Linked DNA regions of Homo sapiens: regions 1 and 3 are each linked to region 2. The links are chromatin contacts, found by Hi-C or POLR2A ChIA-PET in ENCODE. All regions are on one chromosome and are shown on one strand. The core of a region is the stretch at or near the end of the contact, and the rest is flanking DNA. Distances in the headings are between cores, read along the strand shown.

Evidence for each region. A loop is a pair of places that touch in the nucleus more often than their neighbours do. ChIA-PET counts read pairs that join two places held with the same protein, here RNA polymerase II (POLR2A). Pooled maps may share reads with other maps.
Region 1: a loop to region 2 is called in a map of CD4-positive, alpha-beta T cell, with 6 times the contacts of the local background. The contact joins the promoter of AFG1L here to the promoter of RTN4IP1 in region 2. A Hi-C loop is called at or near these places in 1 of 168 maps with a recorded cell type or tissue (CD4-positive, alpha-beta T cell) and 5 of 50 pooled maps. POLR2A ChIA-PET finds 5 or more read pairs at or near these places in 1 of 52 experiments (WTC11).
Region 3: a pooled map shows a loop between it and region 2 (4-fold over the local background). The contact joins the enhancer-like site here to the promoter of RTN4IP1 in region 2. A Hi-C loop is called at or near these places in 2 of 50 pooled maps.

Annotation. Positions count from the first base shown.
Region 1 is chr6:108,293,355-108,296,348 of GRCh38, forward strand. AFG1L (AFG1 like ATPase) reads left to right here and starts at 1,700. Exons shown (of 13, transcript NM_145315.5): 1 at 1,700-1,864. The coding sequence starts at 1,726. RefSeq lists an enhancer at 1,552-2,041.
Region 2 is chr6:106,628,152-106,630,903 of GRCh38, forward strand. RTN4IP1 (reticulon 4 interacting protein 1) reads right to left here and starts at 1,347. Exons shown (of 9, transcript NM_032730.5): 1 at 597-1,347. The coding sequence starts at 870. QRSL1 (glutaminyl-tRNA amidotransferase subunit QRSL1) reads left to right here and starts at 1,427. Exons shown (of 11, transcript NM_018292.5): 1 at 1,427-1,554. The coding sequence starts at 1,531. RefSeq lists enhancers at 1,429-1,568, 1,599-1,658.
Region 3 is chr6:105,458,695-105,461,661 of GRCh38, forward strand. The region is part of intron 1 of LOC105377921 (a long non-coding RNA gene); the gene reads left to right. Among named protein-coding and RNA genes, the nearest start is that of PREP, 57 kb to the left of the region's middle. RefSeq lists enhancers at 513-782, 793-852. Within about 2 kb of position 1,322, at least 5 of the 41 ENCODE cell types and tissues checked have a DNase peak (open chromatin) inside an H3K27ac peak, as active enhancers do.

The sequences.
Region 1 (2,994 bases), core at 450-2,949, 1.7 Mb after region 2:
CTGTGAATAGCCACAGCACTTGGGCCTGGGCAACATAGTGAGGCCACTTCTCTTAAAAAAAAAAAAACAAAAAACAAAAAAACAAAAGTTGAGTTTTTAGAAGGCCTTTTTGATTTACCAGCCAAACTGCTCTCTCATTGATTCCACAACACTGAATTATCTTTATTTTTAAAAAAATTTATTCTAAAAGTCTTTGTATTTTGTTCCCTCCCCCTTCCCCCTTCCCCTCCCCTTCACTCCCCCTTCCCCTCCCCTTCACTCCCCCTTCCCCTCCCCTCCTCTTCTCTTTTCTTTTTTTGAGACAGAGTCTCGCTCAGCTGCCCAGGCTGGAGTGCAGTGGCACGATCTCGACTCACTGCAGCCACCCTCTCCCGGATTCAAGCGATTCTCCCTGCCTCCGCCTCCCAAGTAGCTGGGATTATAGGCACCTGCCATCATGCCGGCTAATTTTTGTATTTTAGTAGAGACAGGGTTTCACCATGTTGGCTAGGCTGGTCTTGAACTCCTGACCTCAGGTGATACGCCTGCCTCAGCCTCCTAAAGTGCTAGGATTACAGGCGTGAGCCACCGCGCCGGGCCTTCTCTTTTTTTTTTTTTTTTTGTTTTTTTTTTGTTTTTTTGAGACAGGGACTCACTCTGTCTCCCAGGCAGGAGTGCAGTGGCACAATCCCAGCTCACTACAGCCTCCACCTCCTGGACGCAACCCCCACCTCGGCCTCCCTAGTAACTAGGACTACAGGGCACAGGCCACCATGCCCAGTTTTGTATTTTTTGCAGAGACAGGATCTCGCTATGTTGCCCAGACTGGTCTCAAACTCCCGGGCTCAAGCGATTCTCCTGCCTGGGCCTCCCAGGCATGAGCCACCTAGCCCGGCCTGTATTATCTTTTCTGGAATTCATCTCGCTTACTGGATTGCCAGCCTCTTCTGGACAGCAATTTGTACTCCTAATTCGCTTATTATAGTATGTCAAAGCATTTATTGTTTAATCAAATTAGGGCAGATCAATGAGAAGTTACCCTTCGGATACACTGTCCCATGACTTCTCCGTCCACCGACAGTCCTTCTTAGGCCCTTGGCTTTCCCATGCCACTTATACAATCTTTCAAAACATTTGAGTGCGTACCATTTATATTATTCAAATACGAAAAGGGAAAGCGGTAGGCGCACATTTCAGGTACTCGTCAAAGATGAGTTGGACGCTGGAGATAAAATAAAAAATGGGCCTACCATTTAGGGAGGTGTGACGAAGTGACACCACTCTTCCGTTAAAACCCGAGGGCCCATTGGGTCACCTCCATTTTATTCAGGTTTCGGAATCTCGGTCATGTGAGCTAACTTAAAAGGCTCAAGAGTGGTTACCTGCCTACCCGTCATAATCACTTCCCAATTCCTTGAAAACTTCGGGTTCCTCGGCCGGCCGCCAGCGCCGGGCGGAGAATCGCCCTCCCTCCCACTGCCCAGACTGGAGCTGCCTGTTCCGTTCCACCCCGCCCCACCCCACTGCATGCTGGGAGTCGTAGTCCCGGCTGGCAGCGTCCGGAAGGACGGGAGGGCACGGGAGTGCAGCCCGCCCATGTGGCTACTGGAGGTCACGTTCCCTAACTGATCCCTTGGTTCTCTCGGGTGGAGCCTTCAGCGTGCACGGCGGGGTTTGACTTTGCCACCGTCTCTCTTCTGGGTTCCAATAAAGTTTTCCTCTTCCTCTCCTCGTACGGAGTTCAAGATGGCGGCCTCCTGGTCGCTCTTGGTTACCCTGCGCCCCTTAGCACAGAGCCCGCTGAGAGGGAGATGTGTTGGGTGCGGGGCCTGGGCCGCCGCTCTCGCTCCTCTGGCCACCGCCCCTGGGAAGCCCTTTTGGAAAGGTCAGTGACTGTGCCATGAGTAGTCCGAGCCGACTGCATATGACTGGAGAAGCCTCTGGGATTACCCTCCCTGTCCGATCTACCCCAGGTGTCTCCTGCTTTCACGAAGCTGAGGGCTCCTCGAGAGGAGTTTCCATTTCTCTTGACCTTTTATACTGTCTGTGAATGAGCCCTGAGCACTGAGGGAAATGACCCTGAGTGACTTTCATTTTGAGGGTCAGAGGTTGACTCAGAGTTTGTTCCTTCCGGGACGTTTAGAGAGCTGAACCTAGTGGGAGTGCCTGGCTTGAAGAGATGCAGGTGTGGGGTTGGGGCCTGGGGACCCCTACCCTCTGCGTTTTCCAAGCTCTCGGGGCTGGTGACTGACGGGCACTGGAGGAAGAGCCGCGCCTGGGACCTCTGCAGGCCCTGATGTCTCTCGTGATTCTAGGAAGGAAGGTCCACACACATTCTCAGATTGAGGGATCGATTCTTGGTGTTCTTTTCAAGTCACTAGGGGCTTCAGTGGAATTATTTTGTCACCGGGCTTTCTTTCTCCCTGGCTTCCTTCATTCAGTTATATGTTCATGAATGAATGAATGAATGTATATTCTGAGTAACCAAGAGTGCCAGTTTTACTGCTCTATTCATGTATTCGCACTAAACTGCACGATTTTCAAAGGCAAGGACATTGTGTCATTGTTTCCTAAGCACTTAGCGCAATGATTGGTACTTGACGTGCAAATATGATTTTTGAGTGAATGAATGAATGAAATTATTCTCCTTGTCTCCCTCATCCACATACTCGTTTTCCTTTTTCTCAAATCCAAGCAACCCCTGTAATATACCTTAATAGATTGATAGACCTTAATAAGGTATATACCTTAATAGATTATTTATTAATTTAGCTAAAAATATGACAATCTTTGACCCTTATCATCAATGCAGTTGAAATTAATACTAGAACTTTGATTAGGTCACCTTACGTCTTTCTGCAAAGATTAGCATAATGCATTTAGTATAATGGAATAGGCTCCACACACTGCCTGGGGGTAGCCCTGATCTGCTGGAGTAGTCGTTAAAAGTAAATAAATAAATAAAGATATAATGGAATATTCTGGTAGTGTAAGCTGTGGATTATAATATAAATT
Region 2 (2,752 bases), core at 97-2,596:
CAAAGTTCCCTGGACAGAAATTTAGCTACAAACATAGGCAGGGCGCAATGGCTCGTCTGTAATCCCAGCACTTAGGGGGCGGAGGCAGAGGATCGCCTGAGGTCAGGAGTTCGAGACCAGCCTGACCAACATAGTGAAACCCCATCTCTACTAAAAATACAAAAAATTAGCCCGGTGTGGTGGCATGCGCCTGTAATCCCAGCTACTCGGGAGGCTGAGGCAGGAGAAATTGCTTGAACCCAGGATGCGGAGGTTGCAGTGAGCTGAGATCAGGCCACCGCACTCTAGCCTGGGTGACAGAGTGAGACTCAGTCTCAAAAAAAAAAAAGTTAGCTACAGACACAGTTCTCAAGTCTGAACTTACATATTTAAGGACGCATGAAAACAATCAAGCTTATATTTTGTCAATACAAATGGCCAGAAGGATTCCCTGGCCATTGCAATTTCAAAAATTTTGGAAATATTTGCAGAGGTATTGTTAAAAACCTAAATGATTCATTTATGTAAACCAAAGAAGCGTAGTCAATTTTTTAAAACGGCATACCTTATGAAAGTGATTTTTTTAAAAAAGGTAACAATGTCTTTTGAAAACTTACTTCTCATATTAACGTCTATAGGATTTACACTGGCAGCGTGAACTTTGACAATGACTTCATTTGGATAGTGTATGATAGGCATCATCATGTTCTGAGTGAATCGAAGCACTTCATTCTTCCCATATTTATCTATCACCCAAGCAGGCATGACAGTGCTCCTAGGAGAGGTAGTACTAATCCTTCTAACTGAAGGCTTTTGGACAACTTTGCTTCTCCAGAAGCAAACCGCAGTGCATGCATTTCTTCTAAGTACACAAGTCTTCAGAAATTCCATTGTAAACACTGGTTGAACTGCGTGCTCAAATTCAAATACACTTGGACTGGATCAAACTCTCACCCCTGAATTCAGTCAAATTCTGCCAAACCACGGGCTAGTTTCAAAATTAAGCATGCAAAACGGAGCATTCGAAAATGAAGCTAATCTAATGGAGAAACTGAAAGAAGAATACGGAACTGTTATTCCGCTCTTCGCATATGAAATGCTCGAATTAACGTTCCAGTCAGTATTCTGTCCATTCTCCTCCCTCACTTTCACCCCCTCCACTTTAAAAAAAAAAGGGGGGGCGGGGCATTAAAAAGCAGGTGCGCAAACCCCCTAGATCCCTGCCCTGTCCTGGGAGCCCTCGGCGGGACAAGCAGACACCGCTCGCGATCCAACGCCAGAGAATCGAACGCTTGCCGACTGCCGCCGCGACCCTGGCCCGGAATCTCCTTGCCTGCCCGCTCTCCTTAGCCGCCGGGATGGCTTTGCGGCGCCAACCAATCGCCTACAAAGATCATTTCCTCGGGCTGCAATTCAACCAATCCAAGTACTCGGTGTTGAAGGGCTCAGTGACAATTAAAGATGGCTGCGCCCATGTAACATCACTAGCGACCGGTGACCTCTTTTTCCCCCTTGCCTGGCTCCTGTGGTGGCAGGCTGGGCACGAGGACCATGCTGGGCCGGAGCCTCCGAGAAGTGAGTGGAATTGGCCCGCTGAGGCCCCCGGGAGGGCGGAAAGTTTAACGGACTTCGTTGACAAAGAGTCCCTGGGCCTTACCACGCATCTTGGCCCACCTCGCTGCTTCCTCTAGAACTGAGTGGGGGATAAGTACCTTTCGATTCTTCGGGTGTACTCGCCGTACCCATTCAGGAGTTAGGACCTTAGCAGGGAAATCTCTGCACCGCGGATCTGTAGGGTGGTGAAGCGGCTTCTCACCATTAGACATTTGCTCTGGTGTAGGTCGGGATCCGGATGGTCTCGGAGTGGGCTTTGCCAAAGGGGGCTTGCGGGGCCACTTCAGTCTCTCTTCTGTCCCCGACACTTAGCTGCAGTTGTCGCTAAGAAGCCCGGCGAAACTGTAGTTTGCAAAATTCAAATGAGTAATTTTTGGCTTTTTTCAAAGAATTCGTTCTCTAGGATTTACCTACCACTAAGATACCAGTGATTTCCTAACCCGTGTCTCCATGTCCTGGACGTCGTGTTTGAATTCTAGACTGTATTTGTGAATGCTTTCTGGGCAGTTCTTCTAAATGTCACATAAGCACCCTCAAATTCACTTTAATCGGTGTTGAAGTAATCATTGTAACAGGACTTACCTCTCAACCCCCGTCTTAAAAAAGCTCTGGTATTTCTGAATTCTTAATAGACTCTTTTTAATGGCACAACTATTATCTCATTTGCCTTTAGATTCTTCCTCATCTTTCATATCCAATAAATCACTAAGCCCTCTTCATTCTATCTTGCAGATATGGCTGGAATCTGCCCTCTTACGTTATTTCTGCTGTTATAGCTTTAATTCGGGTCTTTTTGCTTCCTGGTTCACGTCACTCAACCTTAGAACTGTCTGCAGGCCCATTGCTATCAGAGTCACATAAAGCACCTGTTGAAACTAAAACTATGCCCCACTCTAGACTTAATTAGAGCTGTGTGGTAAGTTCGGGAGTATGGTTTAATGGAGGCTCCAGGTGATTTCTGGTAAGAAGTAGGCGCTGATGACCTAAACTGCCTTCCATCTTCCTTTTTATTCCACCCTAGAAGTTGTCGTTTTGTTTGTTTCCCAGCTGGCAGCGTGGAATTATAATTATAGATAGCTGTAATATATAATGAGAAATTGAAATCCACAGGCTTTAAATAATAGTTCTTCCCCCAAAATACATTATTATGTTATCATTT
Region 3 (2,967 bases), core at 72-2,571, 1.2 Mb before region 2:
AAGAGAATTACCCTGACTTTACACTGGAAAGTACCCTTAGCATTGTTCTAGATGGTGACCTAGAGAGTGCCTGATTCATGCAGCTTTATGTGAGTTGAAATTGAAAGTTGGCTCTGAAATCACAAGTTTTACAAAATTCACTCAATGGAATCTTAAATGATAATAGCAAAAATTTCTCTGCATCTTTTGCATAGATGTTTCCTATAATTTTAGTGTCAAGACATATGTTCTAATAATGTTTCTTCACTGGTATCCTCTCCCCTGAAGTTTGACACTCTTGTACTTAGTTTTCCTCCTGGAGTCCCAGGCAAATAATTACTATTTTTTTTTTTTTTGGTTGGCAGACGTTATTTGAACTGCCATCCCTATTATGAGATTCAGGTGAGAACAGGCTTGGGCAGGGAGGGAAGCACATACGTGCATAAATGTGCCATATCGCCATGTTCTTGTTGCAAATCCTTTAAGTGACGGCAACGGAGCCAAGGACTGACTGGGAGGTCAGTCACACACCCTCACAATCTGGTGCACTGGCATCCGTTGTGCTCAGAGTGGTTTGTTTCTGACAGTTACGGCAGCTGGATCAACACTTATTTTTTCATAATGACTCAGATCTTCATGTTCTGTTGCTTTGGGGTAATACCTATGACAAATATTAGGATGTGATGGTGCTGGGCTAGGAAGAGTGGACGTGACAACGAGCACTCACTCTAGGACGTAGTATCTGAAGGCTTCAACTCTGAAAGTCTAGTGACTCAGCTACTCAAAATCCTACATGTCACATTTCTATAAACATCCAACATCTGCTCCTATAATATATATGAGGGGATGTCATAAAAGTTGGATTTTATGACAAAAGTTTTGTTGTCTAGAGAGTCTCTCTGATGAAACCGTGAGGCATAGTTGTGATCAGTTTTAAGAACAGATGGCATTTTTGTTGGTTGTTCACATCTGTTGAGACTTAATGATATGCTAGGCACCCCCCTATAGGTTTATGTAGGACAACTCTACGAGGTAGGCAGTATTATTATTATTATTACCATTTTATAATGGAAATGGACACACAGAAGGGTTAAGTAATTTGTCCAAGGTCAAACAGCTTCAACAGAATCATCTAAATCCCAGAAATTGGGATCAGGTTCCTCTGTGGGACTTCTGTTCATGTTACCTTCATCATTCTGGTCACTCAGCCTCAAAACGTTAGATCTTGGAGGGACCTGAGAAGTTATAGAGGAACACATTCATTGTAGGGATGAGGAAAACAAAGCTAAGAGAGCATTAAATATCTGTCCTGAGGATCTACAACTGGATTGTGGCAAAACCAAGACTAGCCAATGTTGTTTTTGTCTCTTACATCACACTCTGGCTTTTCTCTGCCCATTGTTCTTTATTGCTAATGAATCACCAGTCTTATTCACTTCCTTCTTAACTTTTCTGATCTCTGCCCCTTCCTTCCTATCCCCCAATTCAGGTTCTGGTTACTCTTTGCCTGGACAACTACAGCAGTCCTGTGGCTTCAGGACTGCCCATCTTTTTTTTTTTTTCCAAGTAGATTGAAATTGGAGCAAAAGTAATTAGTAATTATAAAATCACCTTTTAAGAAATGTTATATTTATTCCATTCAGTCATTTCTCAAATGTTGCCAAATTTCTCCTTTGTAATTGCTAATTGTTATTTTAAAAACGTCCACCTTAAACATTATTAGTGCTTAGCTCTCCCTTGTAATTAGATGCAATTATCAGAACATAGTTTATATTAACCTGGGTTTGTGTGTTGTGCTGTGTGAGCCATACTTCCTACTGACTTGTTCCTGTCCCCGATAAAAATTCCTTCCTTTATTTTCGCATAATCTTAAAATTTTTTTTAAAAAGAAAGCATGTTCATTATAGAAAAACCCAGTGCATATAAATAATTACAGAAGAAAAATCTCAAAACACTTAGACTCTTATTCATCCAAATCAAGGTTAACACATTGCTGTGTATTATTTCTCTTTTATGTGTAGATTTTTCTTTTTTAATGTGCAAATTTAGGAAAAGAACTAATATTCCTCTTTGTTAAAATGTGGATAATAATACCTCTATCACAAATTTCTTGGAAGAATAACATGAGAATATATATGAATGACATGGACAGGAGGCAGGGAAATACTGGGTAGAAGAGGGTGGTTCCTCGGCAAAGGCACCACCCTCAAGCCTGGAAACCTGTGGCCCTAAATGGGAATGGGCATTCCTGTTTTTGTGTCCAAATGTTGCCTTTTGGCCTGCCACACCCCCCCATCCTGTACCTATATAAACCCCAAACCCCAGGCTCCACAAGCAGAAGAGCAAAGGAGCAAAACAGTGGCAGAGTGGCACAGCAGAGAAGGAAAGAACAGAAAGAGCGTCTGAATGTCGAGAGGAGTTCGGCTGGGAACAGAGAGGAGATTGGTCACAGGACAGCCAAACTCCAGGGGAGGATTATCTTCCCACTCCATCCCCTTTCCAGCTCCCCATCCATCCCACTGAGAGCCACCCCCATCACTCAGTAAAATCCTCACATTCACCATTCTTCAAGTCCATGTGACCTGATTCTTTCTGGATGCTGGATAAGGAGTCGAGTACCAAGAGGGCAGAGGGCAGGGTGTAAAAGGCTGTCACCCTGACCCTCCGCTAAGCTGGTTTAACACTCAGCTGTCCGTGGATGGCAACTGCTAAAAGAATATTAATTGTAACACACCCTTAGATGCTACCATGGGGCCAGAGCCCAAAAACGCTTGCCCTGACTCCTGCACCTGCCCGTCTGCATGCTACCCCTCCCATAAGGCATTTCAGTGCATGGTGACCCGAGCAAATGAGCCACACCCTTATTGCAATTTCTCCAAGGGGATTGGGGAACTCTCCCATTCTATGAATATACTTGGCACGTAGAAATTGCCCAACATATGGTAGATATGAGCTGTTTTTATATTCAACTCTTCAAACTCCTGGAAT